Regions from separate parts of the Homo sapiens genome. Here region 2 is linked to region 1. Evidence: chromatin loops called from intact Hi-C (ENCODE). Cell type or tissue: dorsolateral prefrontal cortex. All regions are shown on one strand. Links, peaks and the distances in the headings refer to the core of each region. The heading gives the core; the rest is flanking DNA. Region 1 overlaps RPS6KA5 (ribosomal protein S6 kinase A5). Region 2 has its middle 13 kb from the start of DGLUCY.

Evidence for each region. Peaks named below come from ENCODE experiments on the same cell type or tissue, not always from the same donor. Only the 100,000 strongest peaks of a DNase experiment are listed, where the experiment ranks them.
Region 2: a loop joins it to region 1, with 2.0 times the contacts of the local background. A loop is called at or near these places in 4 of 110 quality-filtered maps.

Annotation. Positions count from the first base shown.
Region 1 is chr14:90,992,978-91,009,275 of GRCh38, reverse strand. RPS6KA5 (ribosomal protein S6 kinase A5) reads left to right here. Exons shown (of 17, transcript NM_004755.4): 2 at 8,117-8,188. Among named protein-coding and RNA genes, the nearest start is that of RPS6KA5, 60 kb to the left of the region's middle. In dorsolateral prefrontal cortex, for the core only: no CTCF peak of the experiment used is centred there; a DNase peak (open chromatin) is centred at 9,745; H3K4me3 peaks cover 759 bases; H3K27ac peaks cover 2,130 bases.
Region 2 is chr14:91,092,983-91,109,280 of GRCh38, reverse strand. It overlaps a transcript of DGLUCY not described here. Among named protein-coding and RNA genes, the nearest start is that of DGLUCY, 13 kb to the left of the region's middle. In dorsolateral prefrontal cortex, for the core only: no CTCF peak of the experiment used is centred there; a DNase peak (open chromatin) is centred at 6,006; H3K27ac peaks cover 1,120 bases.

The DNA of each region.
Region 1 (16,298 bases), core at 8,603-11,102:
CAGCAGGCTCGCTCTAGCCTCTTTTATAAGAGCACTAATCCCATCCATGAGGGCTCTGCCCTAGTGACCTAATCACTTTCCAGTGGCCCCACCTCTTAATGTCAACACACTGGGGATTAGATTTCAACATACAATTTTGAGGAGAAACATTCACACCATAGCAGGGGCCAATAGGGAAAAAAATGGAACAGAAATTGAGTTAATTTATCTTTGAAAGTGAGGACCCTGTCCTGTGCCTTTTGTAGTTTCAGCACCCAAGACAGGTATTCAATGAATGTTTCTTAAACTGAGCATTACAGTGATTCTTGGGTTCACTCTTTCCTCTAGTTTTTACTCAGACCAGACCCTCATTAGTACACATCTTTTTTACTGCAATACCTCATTGTTTTTTAGCAATCATTTTTCCTTGCTTCTATGCACATTGTACATTACTGCCAGGAGAATTTTTCTAAAACATTACTTTTATGTAGTGAAGAGCCATTATTACTTACGGATTCAATTAAAACTAGTTAGTCTGGCATTCCAGGTTTTGAGCCAGCTAGTTCCATATACCTATTTTATGTTATGTTTTTCTCACATAAATTCATTATAGCTAGTTAGAACAGTCTTTTTATTATTCTCTCGTAGTAACATAGTTATTTCTACTTATACCTTTGCCCCAGCTGTTCTTCCAGTACAGAATTTCCCAGCCATCCTCTCATTTTTTTGCCAGTACAAATCCTGTACTTCTTAGCTAAAGACCTAACACGTAGCCCAGAACGTTGGCCTTTAGTAGGCACTCTTGACTGTTGAGTAAATGGGGACCTGTATTCTCAATGAGCTTTTCTAACCAGCTTCACATGATATTCTCCTTCATGTCCACATACTCCACAGGCCTGTTTATTAACTTACATTTCTCATATCTTATTTCAAGTTTAATAAATGATTAATTCATTGAATAAAATCTGGCATATGAGTGCCTTAGCATATACTGTGAAATGTATTTGAAATGGCTTCAAAAGCATTATTGTTCTCTTTATTTCTACCTTAATTGTAAAAGTGCTTTTAAATTAAGCCTTTAACATAAGTGAATCATTGGATCTAATCAAATGATTTCAGCACATGCTCTGTGCAATTACATTTGTGCAGCTTAGCTGAAACTATGGCAACAGAGTGAAAAATGCATTTTTACCGATCATTTTCCTCCATAGGAGTGGGAAGTTCCAAGTTAAACATCTCACAACTTTAAAAAATTATTATACAAATTATACTTACAATAGCATTGCTTAGAAAGTTAGGAAGCCATTTATCAATCATAGGTTTGTGGCTGAAATCCTGGAAGACCATGCCAAGGGTTAACAATAGTTACCTTTGAGTGTTGGGATTATGGGAGATTTTTAAGGTCTGCTTTAGGCCTATTTTTTCAAAAAACAGTGAACCTGGATAATTTTATGAAGAAAACAACAACAAAGTTATTTAAATCTGAAGGAAAAGACAATTTTCCTTTTATCCTTAAGTTTACTGTTTTTAAAATTACATCAATCACCACCTCATATCTACTAGGATGGCTACTACCAAAAAAAAAAACAAAATAGTAAGTATTGGACAGAATGTGGAGAAATTGGAACCCTCTTGCACTGTTGATGGGAATGTGAAAAGGTACCTGTGAGGGGATTTCACAAAATTCATGGAAAAAATGGTTAAAATTGCTTTGTGAGAGCATTAAAACTATTTACACCTCTTTTTCCCTAAATGATTAAACTTAAGGCATTAATATAAAAAAATTCTAAGAGCTTTTGAGAGGAGCATGGTTTAAGCTGATTCACAACAGAGATAAGCCTGAAGTAGACCTTGAAAAGATTTAAAATATTTATTGATTTAGTCCAAATTTACTAATATTTAACAACTCATGTGGTCATCAGAATTGACACCAGAAACAAATAACTGATATGGTCGTACTCCTGTGTACCAGTTGATTAGCTCTATTCTAAGTTTTTAGTTTGTTGATACTCTTTGTTGTTTTGTATATTTGTCAAAAGTTTTCATAAGGCATTCTTTCTATGGGAAGGAGTTAATATTTTTCTAAGTTAGGATTTAGAGGCTGAAGGTAAGGTTTTGGTGCCACTATGCTGTTATAGTCAGACATCCACAAATGCCCAAACTCTGCTCTCCCAGGCCCCTCTTTTCCCTCAGAGTCATGAGTGATCCATCTGCAAGGCACAAGTAGCTGGTGGGAATCAGAGTAACAAATTTAATAAGAGTTGTGCAAACATCCAACACACCAATGTAAAACTCTTCTGTAGAAGCTGCATTGGTGCAGTAGTTTAGGTTTAAGGCCTAAGTGAGGTGTCCTACTTCCCTTCCAACTACATCTAATTATAATCTTGAGACCAGCATGTTCAGGTGTGTGACTTAGAAGGTTAGAATGGGCCGGGTGCGGTGGCTCATGCCCATAATCCCAGCACTTTGGGAGGCTGAGGCAGGCGGATCACCTGAGGTCAGGAGTTCGAGACCAGCTTGGCCAACATGGTGAAAGCCTGTTTCTACTAAAAAATAAAAAAAAAGGTTAGAATGGAGAAGAAACACCAGGTATCTTAGTTTCAGGTTTCTTTAACAAAGACACCATAAACTATCTGGTTTAAACAACAAACATTTATTTTTCACAGTTCTGAAGGCTGGGAATTCCAAGATTAAGGTGCTGGCAGCTCCAGTGTCTGGTGAGGGCCCACTTCCTGGTTTGCAGATGGCAGTCTTCTTGTGTCCTTGCATAGGGAAAGCAGAGAGAGAGGAAGCATAGTCTGTCCTGTCTCTTCTTGTAGGGCACTGAATCCATCATGAGAGTTTCACCCTAATGACCTGATTACCTCCCAAAGGCCCCATCTCTAAATACCATCACTTTGGAGATTAGGATTTTAACATATGAATTTTGGAGGATACAAACATTCAGATCATAGAACCAGGTCCCAGGAGAACCCCTGAATCTGCTTAGCTAACTACTATGTATGTTGAAGGGAGAAGTGCAAGAGAATGGCCAATCTGTCAGGCCATGGAAGAAATTTGAGGCAAAAAAACCAAAGAGGCCTTGTGGGGAGGCTGATCTTTTAACACAGTGAGTCTACCTATTAATTGTGCCCATCTGGAGTTTTGGACTCTTGAATAAATGAATTAGTCACGTTTCTTACCTTTGGGGAGAACTAGAAAGGGGGTTGGGCAAAGGCATGCCTGGCATAGGAAAAGGAGCAAAAGTCCTTTTTTCCCACAACTAGACTAAAGTACCATCTCCTTTTGAGTGTGAAGAAAGACAGTGTACAATTCTAACAGGTCTGTTTCTGGCACAGTCTGATCTAGGCATGCAGGTAGCTCCACATCATCTGAGCAGCATATTTTGGGCTTTACTAAAGCATGTGAATGACTCACACATACAGATTTCAGCAATTGGTTGATGTTTTATTTCACCTGTAGGGTGAAATAAATGTGTAAATATTATAAGTCTTGTTCTAATACTGTTAATATTATTGTAGAGAAGTTTGAGCTCTTGTTCTTAGGTTAACAATTAAGAGAAATGTGATTTATTTTTAGACTTTCATGCACAAAAGCTTTAATCACAATGACAAAATAATAGCATAGGAATGAAAACTATTTAGACACCTAGACTCACATGCTCAAATATGTGTTTTTTATTGCTTAGGATTCTATATAATATGATATTTACCATTTCTTCTTATGTGTTTTGTCATTAACACAGTGAAAAAAATCTTTATAATGGACAAATACTCCCCCATGCCTAAATATGATACTACTTACTACTGATTTGCTCTCATATGTGTGTTTACTTACTTTGCCAGTAGATGTAATGGAAAAGACTCAGAGTCAGGAACAGGGGCAAAAAACAACAACAACAAAAACATGTGGTTGCTAAGTTCAAGAGCTCTGAGATGGGCCTATATCATATCACCTTTTAAATTTTTATTTTACTCTTTTAGATTAATTTATGATGGCAGTAGTTGAAGTAAAGTAAAGGCTAAGTACAGCCCACACTGTGAAGATTCTGGTGGAAAAATAGTAGACTGTCAGAAACCTGGATGAAACTCAAAGACTGTAGGCCAAGTAAATGAAGTTGAAAGCCAAGAAACTATGTATTGCATGATTTCATTTATATGAAATTCTAGGAAAGCTAAAACTGTAATGACTGGAATTAGATTATTAGTTACCAGGGAAGTGATTGGCTTCAAAAGGACATCCAGAAACTTTTCAGGGTAATGGAACAGAAACTTTTCAGGGTGATGGAACTGTTTTTTTGTTTTTTTGTTTTTTTGTTTTTTTTTTTGAGACGGAGTCTCACTTTGTCGCCCAAGCTGGAGTGCAGTGGCGCGCGATCTTGGCTCACTGCAAGCTCCGCCTCCCGGGTTCAGGCCATTCTCCTGCCTCAGCCTCCCGAGGAGCTGGGACTACAGGCGCCCGCCACCATGCCCGGCTAATTTTTTTGTATTTTTAGTAGAGACGGGGTTTCACTGTGTTAGCCAGGATGGTCTCGATCTCCTGACCTCGTGATCCACCCGCCTCGGCCTCCCAAAGTGTTGGGATTACAGGTGTGAGCCACCGCGCCCGGCCTGGAACTGTTTTATATCATGCTTGTGGTGGTGGCTCCATGACTATGTAAAATTACCAAAATTCATCAAACTGTTCATTTAAATAAGTGAATTTTATTGTATGTAAGTTGGACCTTAGTAAAATTTAAAAATACGTTAACTATAGATTTTTGGTGCTCAGATGTCTTTAATTTTTCCTTTGAGCAAAGACAAGAACCAAAGGAATGTTATCTGACAGTCTCAGACAATAACTTTGAGGACTATTGTAAGGATTAAGATTTCTGTATCCTACCCTATCATAGTTTCAACTGCATGGTTCCCAGGTGAGATTAAGAAAGTGAAGGCGCGGTGGCTCACGCCTGTAATCCCAGCACTTTGGGAAGCTGAGGCGGGTGGATCACGAGGTCAGGAGATCTAACACGGTGAAACCCGGTCTCTACTAAAAATACAAAAAATTAGCCGGGCGTGGTGGCGGGCGCCTGTAGGCCCAGCTCCTCGGGAGGCTGAGGCAGGAGAATGGCGTGAACCCGGGAGGCGGAGCTTGCAGTGAGCTGAGATCGCGCCACTGCACTCCAGCCTGGGCGACAGAGCGAAACTCCGTCTCAAAAAAATCAAAAAACAAAACAAAAAACAAGAAAATGAAGACAAAATAAAGGAATACATGATAGCAAGCTTGATCTTTGGTTCTGTACCCCAAACTGAAACCTTGACCTTGGTGAGCTGGGCTGGATCACATGGACCTGCTTAAGGACTTACTTGTCCCTTTGCCCTGTGCAGATACCCTTTAAGATTGTTTACTGGAATCTTGCCATTCTTAAGCAAGAAAATTCCAAGAAATCTAAACTCTATCAGAAACTTGAGGTGGAAGAGAGTGGTTTTTCTTCATAAGCCCAGGGCTAAGCTCTTTTCAGGACCAGCATTCTTGAGTTTTCCTAAGACCTAGGACTTGAGGTATGGGAGAAAGAAGAGCTCTGCCTTACCTACCAGCCACCTGGGAACAGTATTGGTGGAAAAGCAATAAAAAGAGTAAATGAAATTCTCAGCTGCTAAATTAATGAGAGGAGGAGCCAAAGAGAACATACCTTGAGCTGCTTCTCATTACCTGGAAACCTTCAACCCTGAGTACAGAAGGCACCCTTCATCTGGAGCCCTGGGGATAGGAGGTTGGAGAAGACTTGAGCTCCTGTAGCAGCCAAAGTGTTAATTTATGTCAGAAACAAAATAATAGAGGTAGTAGATTATGAACAAAAACAGCCCTTCACAGATCATCTGAACAACCTTTGTGAATGACTAGGGTTTCCTGGGTACTATACTTTGTAAAAGAAAGTGTAATTAATTTATAACCTCTTTTAATTTCCTATGAAAGTTAATTCTGTGTATCAAAAAATAATTCCTTATCTTCTTAGTGTAGCAGCAAATATAGATAAGTAATATATAAATATAAAGCAAATATAAATATAGATATAATCTAGTATATGAACAATGCTTTTGGAAAGCTGGGCTTGTACATATCTCAGTAAATAAAAAAGGATTCCTAATAGTAAGAACCAGGAGTAATTATTTTTGACACATGACTCTTTAATAATCTCTTAAGCTTTTTTACATAATAAAATAATAGAATTTAACATTAGAAGAGAGCCAAATCATTGTTTCAAAAGTGGTTGTCTCTTATGAGTTTGGCTTTTTATAAAATCTACTTGACATATTAAAGATAAGCCATCGTTTATTTTAGAATACTACCTATGTTTTTGATATTCATTTTAGATCTATACTGATGTCAATGTGAACTCTAGGCTGGGCCATGTACATTGACTTGTTCTTACTATAAAATTATACATTGATAGTAAAACTCTTAAAAATAGAAAATAGAATGGTGGTTCCCAGGGCTGAGAGAAGAGGGAAGAGGGCAATTGTTGTTCAATGGATATAGTTTATTTTGCAGGATGAAAAGGTTCTAAAGATCTGTTGCATAACAACGTACATATGGTTAACAATACTGTATACTTAAAAATGGTTAAGGTGGTAAATTTTATGTTATGTGTTTTTGACCACAATTTTTAAAAATTTTAAATTATGAGTTTAGTTAAACTTTGGAAAGACATTGAAATTATTTATGCCCCAAAGCTTTTCATTCTAAAAGTTGTTAGTTGAGTTTTATTTTCTTAAAGTTGTAGTCCCAAAGCATTAATTTATTTACAAACACTTATACTGCTTATTGGCACACAGCAAGCACCATATAAATTTGATTCATTTAATCCTCATTAAATTCTATGTAGTGGGTATTATTTTGTTTTCTGTCATTTTATAATGGCCATTTTCTAATATACAGAGAATTTGAAAGAATTGTATGTTGAATACCCTTATACTCACTACCTAAATTCTGCAATTAATATTTTGTTGTATTTGCTTTTGACGTATGTGTTCATAGCTATATTTATTTATAAATTTATCTTATTTTAAAAAATGCATTTCAAAGTAAATCACAGATATCAGTATGCTTTGAGGATAGGTGTTTTTATGCCCATTTTACATTATTGGGAACTGAGACACAGACAAGTAATTTGTCAAGGTCACACAGCTTTTAAGTGGCATAATTAGGATTTGGATCAAGCCTTTCTTAACCACTTCTACAGAGTACTAGTTCACATAATGTTAATAGATACTACCTTAAAAAGTAATTTTGTGGTTAAATCCACAAATGTAGTATCTTTGTCTTGATCTACATGCATATTTTCATAATACAGGATCTGTAAGGTTCAGCAGTAAAGAAATCGTTTAACTTTGTTTAAGCCAACCATTTCCACATTTATTCTACCAAAGCACTCTGCTCCCCACATCTCCCCCTAACAGAACACCTATTATAGGATAGGACTAGAATTCAATGGAATATGTTATGGAAAATGCTAATTTATAAGAGATCCTAATTTTATTTATTCAAGACAATATATCTTTGAAGAGTTTATATTTTTAAACATAGTCCTAGAATTTTAGAGCTGACAGGGATCCTAGAGTTCATTGAGACCAACACTTTCATTTCAGAGATGTAGTAATGGAGACATAGAGTATTGAAGTGACGAATGCATACTATATCGTGTCCAGGTATTTAGTGGCAGAAATGGAACTAGAACTTACCCTAGAACCTGGGGATGGCATTTAATAGATACTCAGTAAATGTTTGTCGAATCATAAATACATCTTCTCAATCCATCCAGTTTTTTCCCCACTATGTATCTATCTACATATTAGAATTTTTATTTATTTTTGGAGTATATTGGTCAGTAGAGAGTCTAATAAACACTTTAATTTATGTTAATATTTGGTACAAATGATATATATAGTTCCTAAATTCCAAAAAAAGTTTTATTGTAATGCATAACATACAGAAATTTATGCAAAATATGCTATACTGTTTAACAAATAATTATAAAGCAAACCCTGGTTAATCACTCAAGTCAAGAAATAGAGCGTCGCTGGTACACAAGAATCCCCCAGGAGCCTCCTTCTATTGCTGACCCTCTTGTTTTTTTTTTCCTCTTTTTTTCTTTTAGCTAATTTGACAGGACATGCTGAGAAGGTGGGAATAGAAAATTTTGAGCTCCTGAAGGTCCTAGGAACTGGAGGTAAGTCTTAAGTTAATTATATTTAAGGAAAAAAAAAAGTACTTATTATTCCTATGATGAAGGATTGATATCCCCAATACAGAAATTAAAATTTAAAAAGCATGAGGAATCCATTAGGAGAACTGTCAAAGAACATGAACAGACCATTCATAGAAGCACAAAAGGCAAAAATAAAAAGAATTGGCAAGGATTTAGGGAAACCAATCCCTTTTACCCTGCTGTTGGGAATGTAAATTAGTTCAGCCTTTACACAGGACACAATATTTTATTTTATTTTATTTTTTTTGAGACGGAGTCTAGCTCTGTCGCCCAGGCTGGAGTGTGGTGGCGTGATCTCAGCTCACTGCAACCTCTGCTTCCTGGGTTCAAGCGATTCTCCTGCCTCAGCCTCCTGAGTAGCTGGGATTACAGGCGCCTTCTACCACGCCCAGCTAATTTTGTATTTTTAGTAGAGACGGGGTTTCACCATGTTGTTCGAGGCCAGGTTGGTCTCGAACTCCTGACCTCAAGTAATCCGCCCTCTTCTGCCTCCCAGAGGGCTGGGATTATAGGCATGAGCCACTGCGCCCAGCCAGGACACAATATTTTAAAAAATCACTAACATTGATAGAGTGCTTGTTAGATGCCAAGTACTCTGTGGAGGGCTTTGTATTGATTGTCTTATTCAATCTTTGTTCAACTCAGTTGATACTCAATGAACGTAATTTGTAATAATGAAAAACCCAGGACTGTTTAGAAACCCAACAATAGGGCTTTGGTTAAATGGAACATGGATCTCTATGTTCTATAATGTATATAATAGATTAAAATGATCTACTTTTATTTAATATTTTGGAAAGCTCTCCAAAATAAGTTTTTAAAAAGCTACAGAAGAGAATGTACAATATACAAAACATTATATGAATAAATATAAATATCTACATGTGTATATGGATATGGAAAATATCTGCGTGTATATTTGTATGCAGAAAAATCTCTAGGTGCCCGGGCGTGGTGGCTTATGCCACCACAGCACTTTGGGAGGCACTTTGGGAGGCCAAGATGGGAGAAGCCCTTGAGGCCAGGAGTTCAAGACCAGCTTGGGAAACATAGTGAGACCTCATCTCAACAAAAAATAAAGAAAATTCTCCGGGATGTACATGGTTATATACACTAAAATCTTAGTGGTAGCGGGATTTTACATGATCTTGGTTTTCTGCTTTGTAACTTTCCTTTGCCTTCTGAATTTTTGCTACCACCGCTTTCGCTGCTCAGAAATCAGGGCTGACTTAAGGGGGATGTGACCTATGCAGTTGTAGAGATCCCTGCATGTAGAAGAGCCCCATGTTTGGTGTAATGCTCTGCTGTCACTGTTCTGAAATTATTAGTAATTCATGAACAAGGCACCCGCATTTTCATTTTACACTAGGCCTTGCCATTTATGCAGCTTCTTGTCATGTGTATGTTTCCTACTCAGTTCTCTCCCTGTCCTGGACTGTGTTGCTCTGCAGCCACCGCTGCTGTGAGAACTGGCTTCTGTCATTTTTCTCCCATCAGGTCAAGATACAAAGGAGGCCTTTAACTCTTCCCCTCCCCCTCCTCCTCCCCATTCTCAGCAGGCCTAGATCTCTTTTCCTGGAAGACCAGGGAGAGCATCAGAGGACAGACCATTTTTCTTCCCCGCTGCAGTTTAGCGTCACACTCTCAGGGACCTGAGTGTTCTAGCGCCTGACAGGATGGATTACACCTGTCCATATAAGGGTATCTGCCCATCCCTTCCAAAATGCCAAACATTATAGCAAGAAAGAAAGCCTTTCTCTTGGGGCCTCTGTAATCAATACCAGCCACTTCCCTAGCTTCATGTCTGTTTGTTTTTTTGTTTTTTGTTTTTTTGTTTTTTTGAGATGAAGCCTAGCTGTGTCGCCCAGGCTGGAGTGTAGTGACTCGATCTTGGCTCACTGCAACTTCTGCCTCCTGGGTTCAAGTGATTCTTCTGCCTCAGCCTCCTGAGTAGCTGGAATTATAGACATGCACCACCATGCCCAGCTAATTCGGGTTTCACCGTTTTGACTAGGCTGGTCTTGAACTCCTGACCTCGTGATCCACCCTCCTCAGCCTCCCAAAGTGCTGGTATTACAGACGTGAGCCATCACGCCCGGCCTGCCTCATGTCTAAGTTCGCTTATGTAAGCTGTCTTTAGGTCATTTAGTAATGAGCCTTCATGTCTACGGCCCTGCTGTATGAGGTCTTTATAACCTCCCTGAGTAGTTTAGCATGCCATATAGGCCCAATCTTTACAGCTACCAGTGAATAAGCAAAATGAATAGTTTATTCCCATCAACTAAGCATGTTATTGTCAGAAATTTAGTGTAACTGTCAACTTGGAGATGTTATTGTACATTTCCACCTTCAAATAATTTGTTCAAATGTATTTTTTAAAAATCCAAGCTCTACCCCACTGTATTCCTAAGAAATCATGCTTTCAAAATATCAAAATAATACCCTTTATTCCTACCTTTGTTTCCTGTTTCAAAGGCAATATCTACTCAAAGGGGAAAGAGGATCACAGTTCTGTGGTGACTCAGTTCCCTTAAAAATAGTGCTTTGTGACATCTGGTCAAAAGTTCTTAAGGTTGATATATATTATAGATTGTTTTTATAATAGCTGTTTTATCTGCATGTTTTTATCTGTTTTGTCTGTATGTGGCTTTCTTGGTAACAACTTTATTGAGATATAACTCACGTACCATATTGTTCCATCATTTAAAGTGTGCAATTCAGTGGTTTTAGTATATTCACAAAGTTGTGCAGCAATTTTATAACAGTCAGTTTTATAACATTTTCCTTACTTCAGAAAGAAACCCTGAACCCTTTAGCTATTAATGCCCAAGCAAGCTCACCATCCTCCCCAGTCCTAAACAACCACTAACTGACTTTTTTATCTATATATTTGCCTCTTCTAGGCATTTCATATAAAGGTAAACATACAAATGTGTAGTCCCTGGTGACCAGCTTCTTTCACTTAACATAATGTTTTCTAGGTTCATTCATATTGTAGTACACATCACTACTTCATACTTTTTTTTTTTTTTTTTTTTTTTCAGACAGAGTCTCGCTGTGCCACCCAGGTTGGAGTGCAGTGGCGCAATCTCACAGCAACCTCCACCTCCCTGGTTCAAGTAATTCCCCTGCCTCAGCCTCCGGAGTAGCTGAGATTACAGGCGCACACCACCACGCTCGGCTAATTTTTTTGTATTTTTAATAGAGACGGGGTTTCACTATGTTGGCCAGATTGGTCTCGAACTCCTGACCTCAGGCGATCTGCCCGCCTTGGCCTCCCAAAGTGCTGGAATTACAGGCGTGAGCCACCCTGCCTGGCCAGTACTTCATACTTTTTATGACTTACTGTTTCATTGTACAGATATACCACATTTTGTTTCTCTGTTCATCAGGAGATGGGCATTTGGGTTGTTTCCATCTTTTGGCTGTTATAAATAATGCTGCTTTGGAGACTAGCCTGGGCAAAATAGTGAGACTCCCCATCTTGCCAAAATTAAAAAATTGGTTGGGCATGGTGTGATATGTGCCTGTATTCCTAGCTACTTGGGAGGCTGAGGTGGGAGGATTGCTTGAACAGGAGTTTGAGGCTGCAGTATGCCATGATTGTGCCACTGTACTCCACCCTAGGCAACAGAGCAAGACCGTCTCTCTAAAAGATAAACAAATACATGAATATAATGCTGCTATGAACATTCATGTACAAGTTTTTGTATGAACATATGTTTTTTTCATTTTCAGGTACTTTATAAAAAGTCATGCACACTTTTAAATATTTTGAATACAAGGTTCTATAAATTCTCTCAAGTTCTGTTTAAAGTAATCTTTGAAGTGAGAATGATCTTCTTCCTTTTTTACTACAGGTCAGGTTAAATAATTTTAAAACAGGAAGAAATCTGAATGGTCGTCTTCCTTTTTTACTACAGGTTAGGTTAAACAATTTTAAAACAGGAAGAAGTCTGTGATAGAAAAATATTATATGCTTATACTTTAATCATAATCTATATTGCCTGAAGAGTTCATAGTGTCTTGGCATGTTTCTTGCCATCTGCCATTTATTTAGATGGCAGAATTCCATCTAACTCATCTATAATTCAGTAATGTAAAATTGCCAGAAAAATAGGGTTTGGGTAAACAAATTTTCTTAGTGGGTTAACTTATGCATAGCAGTTTCTCAAATATTTTTGAATGAATGGATGAGTATACTTATTCCATATAATAAGGGATCTCTATAAAGATCCTTGAAAATTTGAAAACAAATTGCTATTCTTATTTGCAATGTTTACCTGACTTTCCATGCTTTAGAGATTCTTTTTTCATATTAAAGTTTTAGAAATGTCAGTTTTTATGTTTTTTATCAAAAGCAAAACGTAGTAAAAATATTAGTACAATTGATCAAATGAAACTACTGTTTATATACTTTTGATTAACCCAATTATTATTTATTTTATTTTAAAAATAGATTTATAGCTGTTTTTAAAAGAAAACGTTATCTCTGAGATGATGTTTTATTCTAGATATGGTCAAAGCTAAACAACTTTAATCTGTAATAACAGATAACTTCTCTATAGCAAAATAGACATAGCATCTACAGAACTTTCAAGGACACTATTAAAATGTAATATTAATGATTAATTTCACCATTGAATTTTATAGTACATAACAAGAACCATGAGACTAATCCTATTCATTGATCTGTTAATTTAATGCATGCAGGCCTGGTGCAATGGCTTATGCCTGTAATCTCAGCACTTTGAGAGGCTGAGGTGGGAGGATCAGTTGAGCCCAGGAGTTCAAGACTAGCCTGGGCAACATAGCGAGACTTCATCTCTACTGAAAAAAAAAACAAAAAAAAAAACAAAAAAAACAAATTAGCCTGGGCTGTTGTGACACTCGCTTATAGTCCCAGCTACTAGGGATGCTGAGGTAGGAATATCTCTTGAGTCTGGAAGGTTGAGGCTACAGTGAGCCATGATTGTGCCATTGCTCTCCAGCCTGGGAGATAGAGCGAGACCCTGTCTCACTATAGTTTTGAACTTCTGGGCTCAAGCAGTCCTTTCACTTCCACCTCGTGAGTAGCTGAGACTGCAACCATGTGCCAACACACTCAGCTTGCTTGCTTATTTACTTATTTAGTAGAGACAGGGTCTCGTTATGTTGCCCAGGCTGGCTTCAAACTCCTGGGCCCAAGTAATCCTCCTGCCTTGGCTTCCCAAAGTGCTGGGATTACAGGCATGAGTCACTGCATGTAGCCACAATCATTATTAAACCTCTAAAGTGCTAGATAAGGAATTTTCCTTACTCTTGCCAGGTATCTATGCAGTTGAGTAGTCTTTCTATCAACTGCTTAGATTACCTGGCAAAAGTAAGGAAAATTCTTAAGCTTGAAAAAATAAAATGGGAGCAGGAATTTAGAGAAGCAAATAAGCTGCCTGAGGGCAGAAGTTATGCTGGAGAAATCCACCAGTGAATTCCGAGCTAGTTCTTTGGGTTTACCATTTTCATACTTCATATATAGGAGACAGCTTCTAAGGCACTCAAGCGGTAGAGAAGGCTACTGCTCAGTAAAACAGTAAATGAGAAAATAAAAATCTAGCCTGCAAAGGGAGATAGAGGGGAAACTTTTCTGGCTTAGCATTGGCTTCGGGTGAAGGAAACAAATAAGCAGTAAAAGCCTTCCGTGAGTCATAACCTTAAACCAAACATCATACAGGTTTGCAACTTCAGTTTGTTATCCACTTATGTGATTTAAAAAAAGAAAAATCCTGGCCAGGCACGGTGGCTCGTGCTTGTAATCACAGCACTTTGGGAGGCTGAGGCCAGCATGGGAACACCCCATCTCTACTAAAAATACAAAAATTAGCCAGGCGTTGTGGCGGGCACCTGTAATCCCACCTACTGTGGAGGCCAAGGCAGGGAGAATTGCTTGAATCTGGGAGGTGGAGGTTGCAGTGAGCCACTGCACAGAGCAAGACTCCGTCTTATATTAAAAACAAAACAAAACAAAAAACCACACACAAGCAAGTATGAATTTAGTTTATTCTACTTATGAATTGGTAGTGTTCCCAACAGCACTAGCAAAGCAAATGTAAATCTTCTCTGGAGGATTTACTTAGATCTTAAGGAAATAGCAAAGAAAGTTTTACAGACATGATTTTACTATCAAAAATTACAAACACCAGCCGTGTGCGGTGGCTCACGCCTGTAATCCCAGCACTTTGGGAGGCCGAGGCAGGCGGATCATGAGGTCAGGAGATCGAGACCATCCTGGCTAACACGGTTAAACCCCGTCTCTACTAAAAACAAAAAAAAATTAGCCGGGCATGGTGGCGGGCACCTGTACTCCCAGCTAGTTGGGAGGCTGAGACAGGAGAATGGCATGAACCCAGCAGGCGGAGCTTGCAGTGAGCTGAGATCACACCACTGCACTCCAGCCTGGGCGACAGAGTGAGACTCAGTCTCAAAAAAAAAAAAAAAAAAAAAAAAAAAATCACAAACATCCAAGAAGCAAAGCACTATGAGTGAAAGAAGTGGAAACAACAAATAATAGAATTAGACCTAAAGAGACTGTTGGAATTATTAGATATAAAATATAAATGTGTATGTTTTTAATTAAGAAGAGATTTGATTGTAATATTACGGAATAATACATGCTAAAAAAATGACCAGACAGATTGGAGAAAGAACCAGTAGTCCTTCTAGGAGTGAAAAAAAAACAATTCAAAGTATAAACTTAATGGATGCTTTACTGGTAGATGAGATATAGCTAAAGAGAAAATTATTGTGGATTGGAAGATAGATTTGAAGAAAATATGCAGAATATAGAATGGAGAAAAAAGAGATAGCATATGAGAGGACTATTAAGATATAGAGGATAGGCCGGGTGTGGTGGCTCACAGCTGTAATCCCAGCACTTTGGGAAGCTGAGGTGGGAGAATCCCCATCTGTCTGGGCAACATAGTGAGACCCTGCCTCTAGAAAAACAAACTAACTTAGCTGGGCATGGTGGTGCATGCATGACTGTAGTCCTAGCCATTCAGGAGGCTGAGGTGAGAGGGTTGTCTGAGCCTGGGAGGTTAAGGCCACGGTGAGTTATGATCACATCACTACACTCCAGCCTGGGTTGTCTCAAAAAAAAAAAAATAGAGAATAGATAGAGAAGATACAACATTTTTCTAATCAGACTTTCAGAAGGAGCTTATAGAATGAGTAGAGGCACTGTTCAAAGAAATAATAGCTGGGAGTTTACAGGATTAAACGTGAATTTGCAGAGAGCAAATACAAGTACTTGCATACAAGTATAAAGAAATTCTTATGTAGATACATCAGAGAGAAACTGATGAACATGAGACAGAGAAATACCTGAAAAGCAGTCAAAGAGAAAAGACTTATTTATAAAGGAACAACAATTAGTTTAACAGTGGACTTTACAACAGCAACCCTGGAAGCCATGTAAAGTGGAATAATATCTTCAAAATGCCCAGAGAAAATAACTGTTAATCTACACTTGTATACTCAGCAAAACTGTTTTCCCTAAGTGTGGCAAAAAGACACTTGTTGTTGTTGTTGTTCTTTTTGAGACGGAGTCTTGCTCTGTCTTGTTGTTTTTTTTGAGACGGAGTCTTGCTCTGTCACCCAGGCTGGAGTGCAGTGGCACGATCTTAGCTCACTGTAACCTCCGCCTCCTGGGTTCAAGTGATTCTCCTGCCTCAGCCCCCTGAGTAGCTGGGACTACAGGCTCATGCCACCATGGCTGGCTAATTTTTGTATTTTTAGTAGAGATGGGGTTTCACCATATTAGCCAGGCCGATCTCGAACTCCTGACCTCATGATCTGCCCACCTCGGCCTCCCAAAGTGTTGGGATTACAGGTGTGAGCCACCACGCCCAGCCAACATTTTCAAACATACAAAAGCTGAGTGAGTTTTCTACCAATAGGTCCCCTATGAGAATTTTAAAAGAAGTAGTTTTAGGAAGAAGGAAAATAATCCCTGGAGAATTTTCCGAGATGCAAAAAGAATTACTGAACAAACAGTCTAAAGCATACTGACTGTGTAAAGCTCTCGTCACGATGT
Region 2 (16,298 bases), core at 4,658-7,157, 100 kb before region 1:
GAATGGAGCCCACCCAACAGGGAGTCTCCAGAAGCACAACTAGGCTTCAGTGCAAGGGTTCCAGGGTTTGCAGAGTTTTCAAAAGTATATTTCTCAGCCACAAATAATACCATTGTCACGGCAGCACTTCCTGTTTTGCAAAAATCAGTCATAATAAAAACAGAAAGAGGCACGAGGCCCGCATTCATTGTGTCTTTTCAGTTGTTTGGGAAATGATGAATTCTGGGGGTGGTTTAGAGACAGGCAAAGACCCATGAAAGGCAAGGAGCAGCCAGCTTTCCTTCCCATACCCCCTGTTCCTATACCATGGGCCTGGGGCATCACAATCCATTTCCTGACAGGTCCTTGCTCTCCGGTCCCTTTCTTCATCCTCCACATTGCTTCTAGACCAATCGTCCCCAATATTTTGGTTACATCATTTATTTGTTCAAGATCCTTCAAGGGGCTGGGAACGGTGGCTCATGCCTGTAATCCCAGCACTTTGGGAAGCCGAGGTTGGTAGATCCCCTGAGGTCAGGAGTTCAAGACCAGTCTGGCCAACATGGTGAAACCTCATCTCTACTGAAAATACAAAAATTAGCCGGGCATGGTGGCACATGCCTGTAGTCCCAACTACCAGGGAGGCTGAGGCAGGAGGATGCCTTGAACCTGAGATGTGAAGTTGCAGTGAGCCAAGATCATGCCACTGCACTCCAGCCTGGGTGACAGAGCAAAACTCTGTCTCTCTCTCTCTCTCTCTCTCTCTCTCTCTCTCACACACACACACACACACACACACACACACACACACACAAATTCTTCAAGGGCCTTTCCAGTGACCACAGAGTCAAGTCTAAAGACTTAGACGGCCCTCCTCTAGGGACTGTGAACTTACTGACACAGACTCTGCTCCAAGGGCAGAAACTAGGGTGAAACTAGTGCAAAGTTTAAGGGAGCACCAAACAACTCAGTAACCAATATGAGTGCTAATTTTTTTAAAATCAAAGTTACCACAAAAATTCCATGATGAACCCAGTACCAAAATTTTAAACGAGGACAGGGACTGACCCTACACTTGTACGCTCGACTCCCACCTGGCCCTATTGCTTCCTCACTGAGCTAATCAGCCAGTCGACTCCTTGTTTCCAGAACCACGAAGACACTTCCACCTGCACACATTTGCTCCAACTGCCTTCTCCCCCGGCACCCCACAGAAGACCAACCCCGCTCCTCTGCTCACCAGAGCCTTTTTCTCTTCCTGCTCTCATCTGCGTCACAAACCCTTCCCTTTGCTCTCGCTTCTCTGAGCTCCTCTCATTCTTATTGCCTTTCAAGGGCTTCAGGCTTCCTTGGCAGCAGCACCTGGCAAGCACAAAGCTCACTCCCTGATCTCCACATCTTTGCTCCAAGGCCGCATCCTCAGTGAGGCCTGGCCTGGCACCCTCCATAAAGTAGCTCCCTGTCTCGTGTCTCCCACCCCCGCCAGCTCCTCATCCCTCTGGACCTGCTTTAGTTTTCACAGCACTTATCGCCATCTGATATACCATTCCATTGTTTTCTCTCTAGCTATTCTCCATCTCCCTGCTCTGGAATCTAAGCTTCACAAGAGCAGGTCTTCATGTCTGCCTGTTCATGGCTGAGTTCCAGAGCTTCCAACAGAGCCTGACACATGGCATAGAGTCAGTAAACATGTGTCAAACAGAATCTCTTCACACTCACTCTTAGCTGCAATCTCAATATATCAAGCAGATAAATGAAGGGTTTTTATTTTTTTATTTTTTTTTGAGATGGAGTCTCACTCTGTTGCCCAGGCTGGAGTGCAGTGGCGCGATCTCAGCTCACTGCAACCTCTGCCTCCTGGGTTCAAGCGATTCTCCTGCCTCAGCCTCCCAAGTAGCTGGGATTACAGGTGTGAGCCACCACCCCGGCAAATTTTTGTATTTTTAGTAGAGACAGGGTTTCACCACGTTGGCCAGGCTGGTCTCGAACTCCCGACCTCAGATGATCCACCCGCCTCAGCTTGCCAAAGTGCCGGGATTACAGGTGTGAGCCACCACACCTAGCGAAATGAAGGGTTTTTAGTTAGTGTGAAATAAGACATGAGAACATATAAGAACATTACATGTTCAAATGTATATGATTACTTAGAAAGGCAGCCAAATGAAATGTTTTAGCTCGCTTGTACATAAAAATTTGAAAATTGATGCTATGGACATTTGTGGACATCAGGCACCATCTCCTAGCATCCTCATTTCACTCTAAATTTGCATTTTTCTTTGCACAAACTCAAGAGAATCTTGATTCACTCAAATAAGCAATTGCAAACTGTAACTGTTTAAAAACCAAAACTTTAAATGGATGAATTGTATGGGATGTGGATTATATCTCAATAAAGCTGTCAAAAAATAGTTTCTCTTGCAACTTTTATCTGGGTGAATCAAGATTTTCCTTTATTAAACAGAGAGGGAAGCAGACACTTCATTACAGCCTGGACAAAAATCTATTAACCTGAAACAGAACTTAATGTGTTGATGATCTCCACTGTTTTGAAATTTCGCCTTCAATACATTCATAAGTGAGTTTTTTTTTTTTTTTGAGACAGAGTCTCGCTTTGTTGCCCAGGCTGGAGTGCAGTGGAGCAATCTGGGCTCACTGCAACCTCCACTTCCCAGGTTCAAGGGATTCTCATGCCTCAGCCTCCCGCGTAGCTGGGATTACAGGTGCACATCACCATGCCTGGCTAATTTTTGTATTTTTAGTAGAGACGGGGTTTCACTATGTTGGCCAGGCTGGTCGCAAACTTCTGACCTCAGATGATCTGCCCGCCTCGGCCTCCCAAAGGGCTGAGATTATAGGCATGAGCTACTGTGCCTGGCCAAACTTAGTTTTTTAAACTACAGTTTTAAAATACAGTCATGTGCCATATAATGACAATTCAGTTAATGACAGACTGTATATACAACAGTGGTCCATAAGTTTTTTGGGGGGGGGTAGGGAATGGAGTTTCTCTCTTGTTGCCCAGGCTGCAGTGCAATGGCAGATCTTGGCTCACTGTAACCTCCACCTCCCGGGTTCGAGCGATTCTCCTGCCTCAGCCTCCCCAGCAGCTGGGATTACAGGCGCACGTCACCATGCCGGGCTAATTTTTATATTTTTAGTAGAAACGGGCTTTCACCATGTTGGCCAGGCTGGTCTCAAACTCCTGACCTCAGGTGATCCATCCGCCTCAGCCTCCCAAAGTGCTGGGATTACAGGCATGAGCCATCACACCTGGCCCCATAAGGTTATAATGCCGTATTTTTACTGTAGCTTTTCTAGGTTTAGATATGTTTAGGTACACAAATGCTTATCACTGTGTTACAATTGCTTACAGTAGCAACTGTAACACAGTCACATGCTGTACAGGTTTGTGGCCCAGGAGTAATAGACCATATCATATAGCCTAGATGTGTCGTAGCCTATGCCACCCAGGTTTGTGTAAGCACAGTCTATGACGTTTACACAATGATGAAATTTCCTAATCATGCCTTTCTCAGAACTTATCCTTATTGTTAAGTCAGGAGTCTGACTGTAGTTTAAAACATACTTTAAAACAGAAATTGGAATTCAAAAGTTTGAGGACGCCCCTTGAAGTGTCTCTGAAGAATGAGTTTCATAGCATGCTATTTGGCAACTACTGGTCTCTTAATAATTGGGCACCTATTATAGCTGCCTGACTTTTCCACATATTCCTCTATGTTGCTCTCCTGTTTATTCACCATAGGCAAGCTCTCTGGAGCAGAAATCCTGCTTTGCACGTCAGGAAAAAAACTTAGTACCAGGCCTGGCACAGGGCTCATGGTCAGCTAGTGGTTTGTTCTTGCTGTCATTTCAATGAAATAGAATTAAACACCTGTCTCGATGTGATCTGGTGAGTCCTCAGCACCTGTTCTTGAGTTGTCTGGTGAAAAGTAAAATGATAATGCATTTTTTTTTCTTTTTTTGTGTGAGATGGAGTCTCACTCTGTCACCCAGGCTGGAGTGCAGTGGTGAGATTTTGGCTCACTGCAACGTTCACCTCCTAGGTTCAAGCAGTTCTCCTGTCTCAGCCTCCTAAGTAGTGGGGATTACAGGCATGCACCACCATGTCCAGCTAATTTTTGTATTTTTAGTAGAGACAGGGTTTCAACATGTTGGCCAGGCTGGTCTCAAACTCTTGACCTCGTGTGATCCTCCCAACTCAGCTTCCCAAAGTGCTGGGATTATAGGCGTGAGCTACAATGCCCAGCCAGTAATGCAATTTTTATGTAATAGAAGTTATAAATAAAAATAACAGCTAATATGAATTAAACTCTGCGTCATAAGATGCACTTGGATTTCCTCATTCAGTTATCACAACTCTATGCAGTAAGTGCTGTTATACCCCCATTTCACCAAAGAAAAAACTGAGGCTGCCAGATCACAAAGGAGAAATTGTGGCTATAGACAACAGCAGGGAAGCTGAGAGCTGGGACTCCAACCAGGTAGTCAGACTCCAGAGCCAGCTTAGAAATGATCTGAAGCCACTGGACAGGCCAATTTGGAAGACAAAGGAAAGAGAAATCCGAGAGCCCAGGACGGAGTCAGGCAGAGGAGGAACCTGCAAAGGAATGGCCACTGGACAGGAGGAAAACCAGAAGAGAGAAGTGTTTCATGGAAACCAAGAGAGATGAGCTAGGTGTGATGAGTGTGGAAAGTCGTTTCTCAAACTTGGCATCAAGGACGCTCTTGGTAACCTTGACAAGAGCAGCCCCTACATCCAGGTTTCTCAACTGTGACACTACTGACATTTGGGGCCAGATAATTCCATGTTGTGGGGGGCTGTCCTATGCATTGTAGATGTTCAGCAGTATCCCTGGCCTCTGCTCACTTGATGCTGGTAGCAACACCCTTCCCCAGTTGCAACAATAAAGAATGTTCTCGGCCGGGCGCGGTGGCTCACGCCTGTAATCCCAGCACTTTGGGAGGCCGAGGAGGGCGGATCACGAGGTCAGGAGATCGAGACTATCCTGGCTAACACGGTGAAACCCCGTCTCTACTAAAAATACAAAAAATTAGCCGGGCGTGGTGGCGGGTGCCTGTAGTCCCAGCTACTCAGGAGGCTGAGGCAGGAGAATGGTGTGAACCCGGGAGGCGGAGCTTGCAGTGAGCCGAGATCGCACCACTGCACTCCAGCCTGGGCAACAGAGCAAGACTCTGTCTCAAAAAAAAAAAAAAAAAAAGAATGTTTTCAAACACTGCCCTAGATGTCCCCAGGTACAAAATCATCCTAGGTTGAGCACTACTGCTCTGCAGAGTGGTGGGCGGAAGCCAAATTGGAGTAGGCAGAGGAGGGAATGGGAGGCAAGGGAGAGGAGAAAGCTTCCACAGACATGCGCAGAAGTGGGAGCTGGAGGTGGGGGCGGGGACAAGGGAATGTTGTTCTAAAACTTTCATGTATGTGTGTGTATATATATGTGTGTGTGTGTGTGTTTCATATATGTGTTTGTGTGTGCGTGTGTGTTTATATATATGATAAGAGATAGCAGAGAAGGACTGTAGGTTGATGGCAATGACACAGGAGAGAGTGAACGTTTGCTGATTTGCTGATGAAGGAGAGAGATATATAAAGAGAGAAAGACAGAAACAGCAGGTGTGAATTTCTGGGGTAGGCAACAAGAAATGGGATCCAGACTACAAGTTGCGCGATTTGCCTTTGCAGGAGTAGAGACATTTGCTCTGGTATAAGAGAAGGAAGAGAGGCCCTATGCAGAAGTAGATGTAGGAAGGCGTGTGTATTTGGTGATGGGGAGAGGAGGGAGCTCCCATCTGTTGGCTTCTATTTTCCCAGCCAAGCCTGCGACAGGGTCATCGGCAGAGCTGGGATGGAGACGGAGGAGGAGGGAGGAAAAGGCACAGAATTCTTATCTTGGAGTGCAGCAAAGCAGGCTAAAAGGAGAAGGGGGAAGGATTGCTAGGCCGTGTTGATAGCCCATTTGCAGTCTGAGGCCAGGAATTTGAAATGAGGCCAGCCCATGTGGTGTGAGAATTTTCTCTGGCAACTTCATCTGCTCTGGGAGCAGCATGGAGTGCGTGGATGAAGCCTCGGTGACTGGCAGCAGCTCCCCAGGCAGCCTACGGGAGCAGGGTCCTCATTAAGGACCAATCATTAAGTTGCTCTCCCTTGGGCCTGAGAGAAACATGGGGGTATCTTTGCACTTTCAAGATCAAGAACGGAGGGGGTGCCGGGCACGGTGGCTCACACCTGTAATCCCAGCACATTGGGAGGCTGAGACAGGCGGATCATTTGAGGTCAGGAGTTCGAGACCAGCCTTGCCAACATGGTGAAATCCCATCTCTACTAAAAATACAAAAATTAGCCAGTCATGATGGGGGGTACCTGCAATCCCAGCTACTTGGGAGGCTGAGGCAGGAGAATTGCTTGTACCTGGGAGGCGAAGGTTGCAGTGAACCGAGATCACGCCACTGCTGGGTGATAGAGCGAGACTCAGTCTCAAACACACACACACACACACACACACACACACACACACACACACATACACACTGGAAGGGGTCCCAGCAGCATCCTCCAATCCCCAGAAGCAGATGCACAAATCTGCTAGAGCACATGCAATTCCCCATATCCATGCCCTGTAGAGCCTGTGAGCCCCTATTTTACCCTACCAAGAAGAAAACCAAAGTTTGCTGACATTCCACAGTCTCTCCGTGGACACCACTGCTCCTCTGCCATTCACATCTGCCTCTACCCTCAATGCCACTTTCCTTTTGGCTCCCATCGACAGTCCCGGGGCCGGAGGAGGAGGGGGTGGCAGCAGGTATGAGCAATGAGACCAGGTGGAAATCAACATGGAAAATTCTAGACATTATGATCTGCTTGTCTTAAAATGAGGGAAGTTCACTATTGGACATGAGACAAAAGGACACTTTCTCGAGAAGGATTTAAATTCACCCTAATACTGGACTTCATCCATCGCCTCACAGAGAACTTAGGAGTAAGACATTCCAGAAGCCTTGAACACTGATCACTTCATTGGAGCCTGAAAGTCAAATTAGAAAATCTCTGGTGATTTATTTTTTAAAACTATATTCACTTATTTAATATTTTTATGGTTTTTAATTTATTGATACATAGTAGATATACATATTTTCGAGGCATATGTGATAATTTGATACATTCATATAGTCAAATCAAGGTAACTGAGATATCTACCACTTTAAATATTTATCTCTTCTTTATGCCAGGAACATTTGAATTATTCTCTTCTGGCTCTTTTGAGATCTACACTAAGGCCAGGCATAGTGGTTCACGCCTCTAATTTCAACACTTTGGGAGGCCAAGGTGGGAGGATTGCTTGAGCCCAGGAGTTTCAGACCAGCCTGAGCAACATAGTAAGACCCCATCTCTAAAAAAATAAAAAATTAGCTGGACATGGTGGCACACATCTGTGGTTCCAGCCACTTGAGAGGCTGAAATGGGAGGATCGCTTGAAGCTGCAGTGAACTGTGATCATGCCACTGCATTCCAGCCTGGGTAACAGAGCAAGATCCTGTCCTCCCCAGAAAGACATGTACAATAGATTGATGTTAGTATAGTTACCCCATTGATCTATCAAATATCTGATGACTTACTTTGACTCAACTCAAGAATGCGTCCATAAGCCAATTTTATGATTTGTGTGGCATTTGGAACATCCCTGAAGTGTTAGGGTGTGACCAGCAGCAAAGGAGTGCACGACTTCCAACGTCCTGGTGGAAATGTCATATCATTGTAAGGGCATCAGGGATGCCTGCTTTCTGAGCATCTCCACAGTGTGGCAGCTGGCCAGGCTATCGCCAAGAGGTGGCCTAACCTCACACAGGGGCTCTCAAATGAAGTGAAAAAGACAAATAGCGCATGATTCCACTTACATAAGGTTTCTAAAAGAGTCAAATTTAGATAATCCAGTAGTAGATTGATGGTTGCTAGGGGTCGGGGAGGGGGCTAAGGGTGAAGAGTGGGCTCCTAACCAAGGAGCATGAAGTTTCAGTTAAGCAAGATGAATAAGCTATAGAATCTTCTGCCCAGCGTTGTACCTATAGCCAACAATGATGTTAACATAGTTACCCCACTGATCTATCAAATATCTTTATTGACACCCATAAAACTTTGTTAAGAGGATAGATCTCATGTTAAATGTTCTTACCACAATAAAATAATTTTTTTTTTTTTGGAGATGGAGTCTCGCTCTGTTGCCCAGGCTGGGGTGGAGCAGCATGATCTCGGCTCACTGCAACCTCTGCCTCACGAGTTCAAGAGAGTCTCCTGCTTCAGCCTCCCGAGCAGCTGGGACCATAGGTGTGCGCCACCATGCCCAGCTAATTTTTGTATTTTTAGTAGAGACAGGGTTTTACCATGTTGGCCAGGCTGGTCTTGAACTCCTGGGCTCAAGTGATCCACCTGCCTCGGCTTCCCAAAGTGCTGGGATTACAGGCGTGAGCCACTGTGCCTGGCCAAAATAAAATTTGTAAAAAAAGAATTCACTGGAGAGCTTGTTAAAACACAGATTCCTAGATACTGTGGGTAAGGTCCCAAAATTAGCATTTCTCAGCTCCCCAGGAGGCTGGTGCTGCTGGTCTGGGGACCACACCTTATTACCACAGTGGAAGAAGATGGGATGCTGTCAGGTTGGAGTTTGAATTCCAGCCTCATCCAGCTTTGCAAGCTTGAGCAAGTGATGTCAATGCTCACCTGTAAAATGGAATCAGAGTATGGTACACCTTGAGAAGTTGTTTTGGAAATCAGAGAGAAGTCACGTTAAGTCCAAGGTCCTAAGTAGGTGCCCAGTAAAAGAAAGCAGTTGCTATTTTTGTCACCATTTTAACACACCTCCACAACTCACAGCTGTTTGGATTAGGCATTCAAGACAAGCATTGACTTAGCCTCAAAAGTCGTGAGGAGGTTACTGAATTGGTAATCTCTCCACCCTCTCTTCCTCCTCTTCTGAACACCCAGGCACCAAAATAGCCCCTAACACCCACCAATGCACTGCCAGCGATGACATTTCTAAGCGGAGGAGATAACTGATCACTTTCAAATTCTGTAATATTTTAAGTACATTATCTTTGAAATCTGGGTCAGGATGAATATTGAACTTGGGCTCATCAAATGTTAAAGCTGAAAGGAAACTTCGAAACCATCTAATTTTCTTTTCTTTTCTTCTTCTTCTTTTTTTTTTTTTTTTTTTTGAGACAGAGTTTCACTCTTGTTGCCCAGGCTGGAGTGTAATGGCGTGATCTTGGCTCACCGCAACCTATTGCCTCCCGGGTTCAAGCAATTCTCCCGCCTCAGCTTTCTGAGTAGCTGGGATTACAGGCATGTGCCACCATGCCCGGCTAATTTTGTAGAAACCATCTAATTTTCTAGTTAAAGGTGAGGATGTCGAAGGTGAGGAAACTGAGACCTAGGGAGGGGTAGCAACTTGCCCAAGGTGGCACAGCAAGTCCAAGGGCAAGGGCAGAACTGGAAACCATGTGTGCTGCCTGCTGGCCCTGGCTCAGACTTTCACAGCCTGATTCTCAGCCCAACTGACCCAAAATGCTATGCTTTCCTAAATAAAACTGCAGATCCCCTGGGTTGGTGGGGATACCCAGAACTGAGTGGGAATAATTCTCATTCTATGGTGATATTCACCTAAGGGAACAGATCAGAATCTCTAAGAAAAAAAGGGAGATTTTTATGCTTATCAGCGAAGGGCATTTTTTTTTTTTTTTTTGAGATTGGGTCTCTGTCGCCTAGGCTGGAGTACAGTGGTGCGATCGCAGCTCACTGCAGCCTCAACCTTCTGGGCTCAAACAATCCTCCCACTTCGGCCTCTCCAGTAGCTGGGACTACATGTTTATGCTCCCATGCCTGGCTAATTTTTGTATTTTTTGTAGAGACGGGGTTTCACCATGTTGGCCAGGCTGGTCTCGAGCTCCTGACCTCAAGTGATCTGCCTGCCTCGGCCTCCCAAAGTATTGGGATTATAGGCATGAGTCACCGTGCCTGGCCAGTGAAGGGCATTTGTTTAAAAGTGTTTGGAAACTCTGACCCCACACCATGTGACCTCCTTTCTTAAACTGCTGTTCTCTTCAGTAGGTTAGGAAGTAGTCCCATTTGTTGGCCTTAATTCTTCTAAAGCTACCTCCTGCATCAAGCAGCCTCCTTTCTTCGGCTCTTCATCTTCTCTCATTCTCCTTACACTGTATCCCAAATGCAGAGAGAGCTTGCTCTGTGCCTAGAGCAGAACAGACATCTTTTACCTTTACTTAACTCATCAAGATAAATAAGCTAAAGACCTACATGCATTAAATTTTCTTTTATTCCATTATTTTCCACTATTCAATCAGCCAATATTTATAGGAGCCTATTACTTGCTAAGCATTCATTAACTGTTGCTGCGCTTACAAGGAAAGTCCCTTACTCTCATTCCATAAATATGTACTGAGTGTACCGAGGATGTGCTGGCCATGGGCCACATGGGTTATTCAATGATCAACAAGGTAACACAATCCCTGTCCTCATAGAGTATCGAGTCTGCCTTCTAAGAAATGACATCTTTTTGGCAAGAGGACAGGCCTGCAGCAGTGGTCAGGATGAGGCAGGTACTCATCCTGAGGCTGGAGGTGGCTCACACAAGCTTGTGGGAGCTGAGTGTTAAATTTTTGGGAAGTTTGTGAGCCAGTTGTTAAATACAGCCATTATTAGAAATTAAATCATATAAACATAATTTAATAAGTTATATTAAAAAGCAAAGGTAATACACACTCAAAGCTCATCACCTAATTATTTTATTTTTTATTTTTGAGACAGAGTCTTACTCTGTCACCCAGGCTGGGAGTGCAGTGGTGCCAACACAGCTCACTACAGCCTTGACCTCAAGCTCAAGCAATCCTCCTGCCTCAGCCTCCTGAGTAGCTGGGACTTACAGATGCGCACCATCATGCTTGGCTGATTTTTGGTTTTGTTTTAGAGATAAGGTCCCACCATGTTGCCCAGGCTGGTCTCTAACTCCTGGGCTCAAGTGATCCTCCTGCCTCAGCCTTCTGAAGTGCTGGGATTATAGGCATGAGCTATGAACTATGGTTCCCAGCCACTTCCTAATTATTTTCTGATGTTTTACTATCATCTCTGCTGTTAGGGTCCTTTACATCTATATGGTAGAAATGCTACATAATGGTGGCCTGTGGGGCATTTCCTAGCTCTGCATTCAGTGCCATCAGGCTAACAGCTTGGCATTGGCTGTAGTGGGGAATATTTATATTATGAACATTGGCAAATGCTACAAACTAGGATTTTTTTCTCTTTTTCTTCCAGAAAGCTGGTTGTTAAACATTTACTAAAACACCACTGGATACAAGTGACATCATACAAGGTAGGAGGAGTCAAATGAGTAATTAACATTTGGAGGAGGAGGCAAAATTAGCTGGGCGTGGTGGCACACGCCTGTAATCCCAGCTACCAGGGAGGCTGAAGCAGAAGAATTGCTTGAACCCAGGAGATGGAGGTTGCAGTGAGCCAAGATCACGCCATTGCACTCCAGCCTGGGCAACAAGAGCGAAACTCCGTCTCAAAAAAAAAAAAAAGGGAGGGGAGGGGGTCCTTGATCGCCAAGTAGAGAGAGACATGGGGTCAAGGTGAGGGTGGGCAAGCTGTCTACAAGCCTGCCTTGTGGGGACTGTCTGTGTTGAACTGTTTTTGGAGGGAAACATGAGGCTTAACAAATAGCTTTATTGAGATTTATTTCTCAAACATACACATTCACCTAAAGTGTATAACTCAATAATTTTTTGCATATTCATGGAACTTTGCAACCTCACCACAATTTTAAAACATTTTCTTTGCTTTTTTTGTTTTTGTTTTTTTTGAGACAGTGTCTCGCTCTGTCACCCAAGCTGGAGTCCAGTGAGGCAATCACAGTTCACTGCAACCTCCACCTCCTGGCCTCAAGCAACCCTCTCACCTCAGCCTCCCAAGTAGCTGGGACCACAGGCACGTGTCACACCCAGCTAATTTTTGTATTTTTTCGGTATAGACAGGGTTTCACCATATTGCCCAGGCTGGTCTTGAACTCTTGGACTCAAGCAGTCTTCCTGCTTTGAACTCCTAAAGTGCTGGGATTACAGGCGTGAGCCACTGCCCCCAGCCTAAAACTTTTCATCACCCCAAAAGAAACTCCCAGACCTGTTAGCAGTCACTCCCCATTTACGCCAATCTCTTTTTTCTCCAGCCCAAGGCAACCACCACCAGTCTATTTTTTGCTTCTATAGATTTAAGGCTATTTTTTTAAGCTGACACAGAAATCTGAAATTGTATGAGTTAATCTTGGAGAGTGTTTCATGGGCAGCATGCCCTGTGCCAACCCAGCAATTTCTCCAATTTTCCCAGTGCGAGCTCAGTAAAATTGCCTCTTGACTACAGCTGACCCACTCCCTCTCAGTGGGCCAACTTGTTCCCTACCCTGGGAAGGATCAAGGGAGAAAAATTCCTACAGGTGAGCTGAGTGGTCAGCCTCAGGCTGAATGTACACGCTGAAACCTTGGTAGGTGCAGAAGTCGGAGGAACAAGCCAGGGGGGTGGGCAGGGGAAGGCACTCAGCTGAACATGGGCCTAAGTGCGAGAGTGGACCCCGACACTCTAAGGGCAGACAAGCCTCTCTGGAGAACTGTGCTGTGGTCAGTCCCCAGGCAATTTCAAGAAAAGTCACAACCTGTATAGCTGTACAAACTCCTCCATCCGTTACTGACTTGGCCCCAGGAGGAGTCACCAGTGAGAGGGTCGCACTCCCCAATTTTCAATAATGCATCTCCCTGCTGGTTCTTCCTTCCCACCCCCGGCCCTGAGATGGAGTCTCGCTCTGTCACCCAGGCTGGAGTGCAGTGGCACAATCTTGGCTCACTGCAACCTCCGCCTCCCAGCTTCAAGCAATCAAGCGATTCTCCTGCCTCAGCCTCCCAAGTAGCTGGGATTATAGGTGCGCATCACCACACCTGGCTAATTTTTGTATTTTTAGTAGAAACGGGGTTTTGCCATGTTGGCCAGGTTGGTCTCGAACTCCTGACCTCAGGTGATCTGCCTGCCTCAGCCTCCCAAAGTGCCACCGCGCCCAGCCTCCCTACTGGTTCAATTGGCCACTTGTGCAATACAAAGTGAGGAGATGACAAAGACCCCCACCTATCTCAAAACATTCCCACTACCAAATACTAGCATCTGAAATCCTTGTCATTCCTTTGAGTTATACCATTATCCCCAGAGGCCATGAGTGAAATTCTTGTTATAGGGGATTGGAAGTGGGTGGAAGGGCACTAGCACCTGGCTCAGGTCAGCAAGACTTTACCTTGGAAAGCAGGGGCTGGACTCTGCATGCGGTGGGACACTGAAGATGTGAGCTTTGGATTGAGGCAGTGATGGTCTAGATGACAAAGATATAGAAGATGTGTTTTGGGGAAAGGTGGGCCCAGACGGAAAGCTGGGGAGGGAGGGGTGGGCCAACGGAGAGTACCACTGAAGAGGTGTATAAAGGAGAGCTGCCATTTTTCTCCCCCCATTTGCAGAGTCTTCTTCCACTCCATCTTTCTCTCTTCCCATCCCACACTATAAATAATTGCAAGTCTTTGTTCTTTGCCTTGGGAATAGCTTCTCCAGCTGTTGCCACATTTCTGAACCGAATAAAGCATCTCTTTTGAAATCCACAAAAGAAACAGATTGAACTATGGTGTATTCTTTTTAAGAGGCTTGACTCTACCAGGAAAAAAAAGCTCCCTTACCAAAGAAAGAACATGGAGTGCACGTCATAGCCACTTGCCTTCACGTGTAAAGATGCGGTGACAAGCACCCTTATTCTTAGCCACTGGCCTTGTGGCAGGAAGCGAGCCAGGCAAGGACAGGGCACAGGCAGAGTGGCAGCCTCTGCCGACCCTGAGAACCAGCCTCCTCCTCCCTCCTGGTGCCCCTAGGAATCAGCATATCCCAACCATGACTCCTAGAAGTTCTTCAGGAACAGGTGGACTAATTTCTCAGCAATAGTCACTGTTTTTGTGATATGAAGGAAAGCGGTTCTAGAAGGCAGGACCGCCGAGGATGGACATCTGCTCTGCTGCTGCTAAGAAGAAAAGCAAGTGGGCACATGGTCTGCTTTCAGGGGCAAATGAACTGGGGGGGCAGGGGGAATTTCTCATGGGTGCTGTCTCATGACCAGAGGAGACGGCTAGAGTTTTGTGTGGCTAGGAGAGGTGACCAGCTGCTGGAGGGCAGCTGCTGCTTTAGATCACCCATGCCTGGACCCAGAGCGAGCAGGTTCCATTCATCACAGCTTGTGTTGGATCCTTTTACAAAGTGGTATATCCTTAATATAGATGTCCACAGGCTGATGACAGCCCTGTCTCATGAGATCATGGCTTGAGTTCTCACTCGAGGCCTGAAGACTTTTTTTTTTTTTTGAGAGAGAGTTTTGCTCTTGTCACCCAGGCTAGGGTGCAATGGCGAGATCTTGGCTCACTGCAACCTCTACTTCCCAGGTTCAAGTGATTCTCCTGCCTCAGCCTCCCGAGTAGCTGGGATTACAGGTGCCCATCACCACACCCAGCTAATTTCTGTATTTTTAGTAGAGATGGGGTTTCACCATGTTGGCCAGACTGGTCTCGAACTCCTGACCTCAGCCTCCCAAAGTGCTGGGATTATAGGAGTGAGCCATTGCGCCTGACCCAGGCCTGAAGACATTCTGAAGCACTCCCACCCATGTCTACAGGCTCCCAGCTTCTGTCTGCATGGTCACCTCTGCCTCTGGGATCCTGTTTCCACATGGGCTGTAGTTGCTTTTTTTTTTTTGGGGACAGAGTCTCGCTCGGTCGCCCAGGCTAGAGTGCAGTGGCATGATCTTGGCTCACTGCAACCTCCACCTCCCGGGTTCAAGCGATTATCCTGCCTCAGCCTCCTGAGTAGCTGGGATTACAGGCACCTGCCACCGCACCCGGCTAATTTTTCTATTTTTAGTAGAGACAGGGTTTCACCATATTGGCTAGGCTGGTCTCGAACTCCTGACCTCATGATTCACCCACCTCAGCCTCCCAAAGTGCTGGGATTATAGGCGTGAGCTACCGTGCCCAGCCTGTAGTTGCTCTTTTTGACTTTTGTTGTAAATTGTGGTAAAATGCACATAACATAAGATGCACTCGTTTTCAAGCGTACAATTTAGTGGTATTAAGTATCTGCATAGTGTTGGGCAACTATCAGCATTATCTAGTTCCAGAACTTTTCATCACCCCACATGGAAACCCTATACCTGTTAAGCAGTCACTTCTCATTCCACAGATCCAGTCCCTGCAACCACTGATCTGCCTCCTCCCTCTATGGCGTCACCTGTTTGGAACATTTCATGTAAATGGAACCATACAAGATGTGACCTTTTGTGACTGGCTTCTCTCACTTGGCATAATGGTCTTCTGTTTGTTTGTTTGTTTGTTTGTTTTGTTGCTCTGTCACCCAGGCTAGAGTGCAGTGGCTCCATCTCAGTTCACCGTGACCTCCGTCTCCTGGGTTCAAGGAATTCTCATGCCTCAGCCTCCCAAGAAGCTGGGATTACAGGCATGCACCAACACAATTGGTTCACTTTTGTATTTTTAGTAGAGATAGGGTTTTGCCATGTTGGCCAGCTGGTCTCAAACTCCTGGTCTCAAGCAATCCACCCACCTTGGCCTCAAGCAATCCACCCACTTTGGCTTCCCAAAGTGCTGGGATTACAGGCATGAACCACCATGCCCAGGTAGCATAATGTTTTGAGGTTCATTCATATTGCTGCATGGATCAGTCTTCAATTCCTTTTTATAGCTAGATAATATTCCATTTCATGGATCTACCACATTTCGCTTCTCTGCTGGTGCTGTTTTGTACCTCATCTACCCAAATACAAAACTTGCATTTCCATTTCCACAACAATCCCTGCTCACAGTTTCCTCATGGGGATAATGATACTTCATCACATCCTGTAAGGGTTAAATAATACACAACATGTAAAGCGACCAAAAGCACCTAGCAACTAGTGCTCAATAATATATTATTAATTATTATATCATCATTATAGTCATTATGCAATCATTATGATCATATAAATTCCTCCAACCTCTTGTTTTCTGTTGTATCTATTCATTTGTTTCACAAATTATCTTTTTTTTTTTTTTTTTGAGACTGAGTTTCACTCTGTGGCCCAGGCTGGAGTGCAGTGGCACGATCTTGGCTCACTGCAACCTTTGTCTCCCGGATTCAAGTGAGTCTCCTGCCTCAG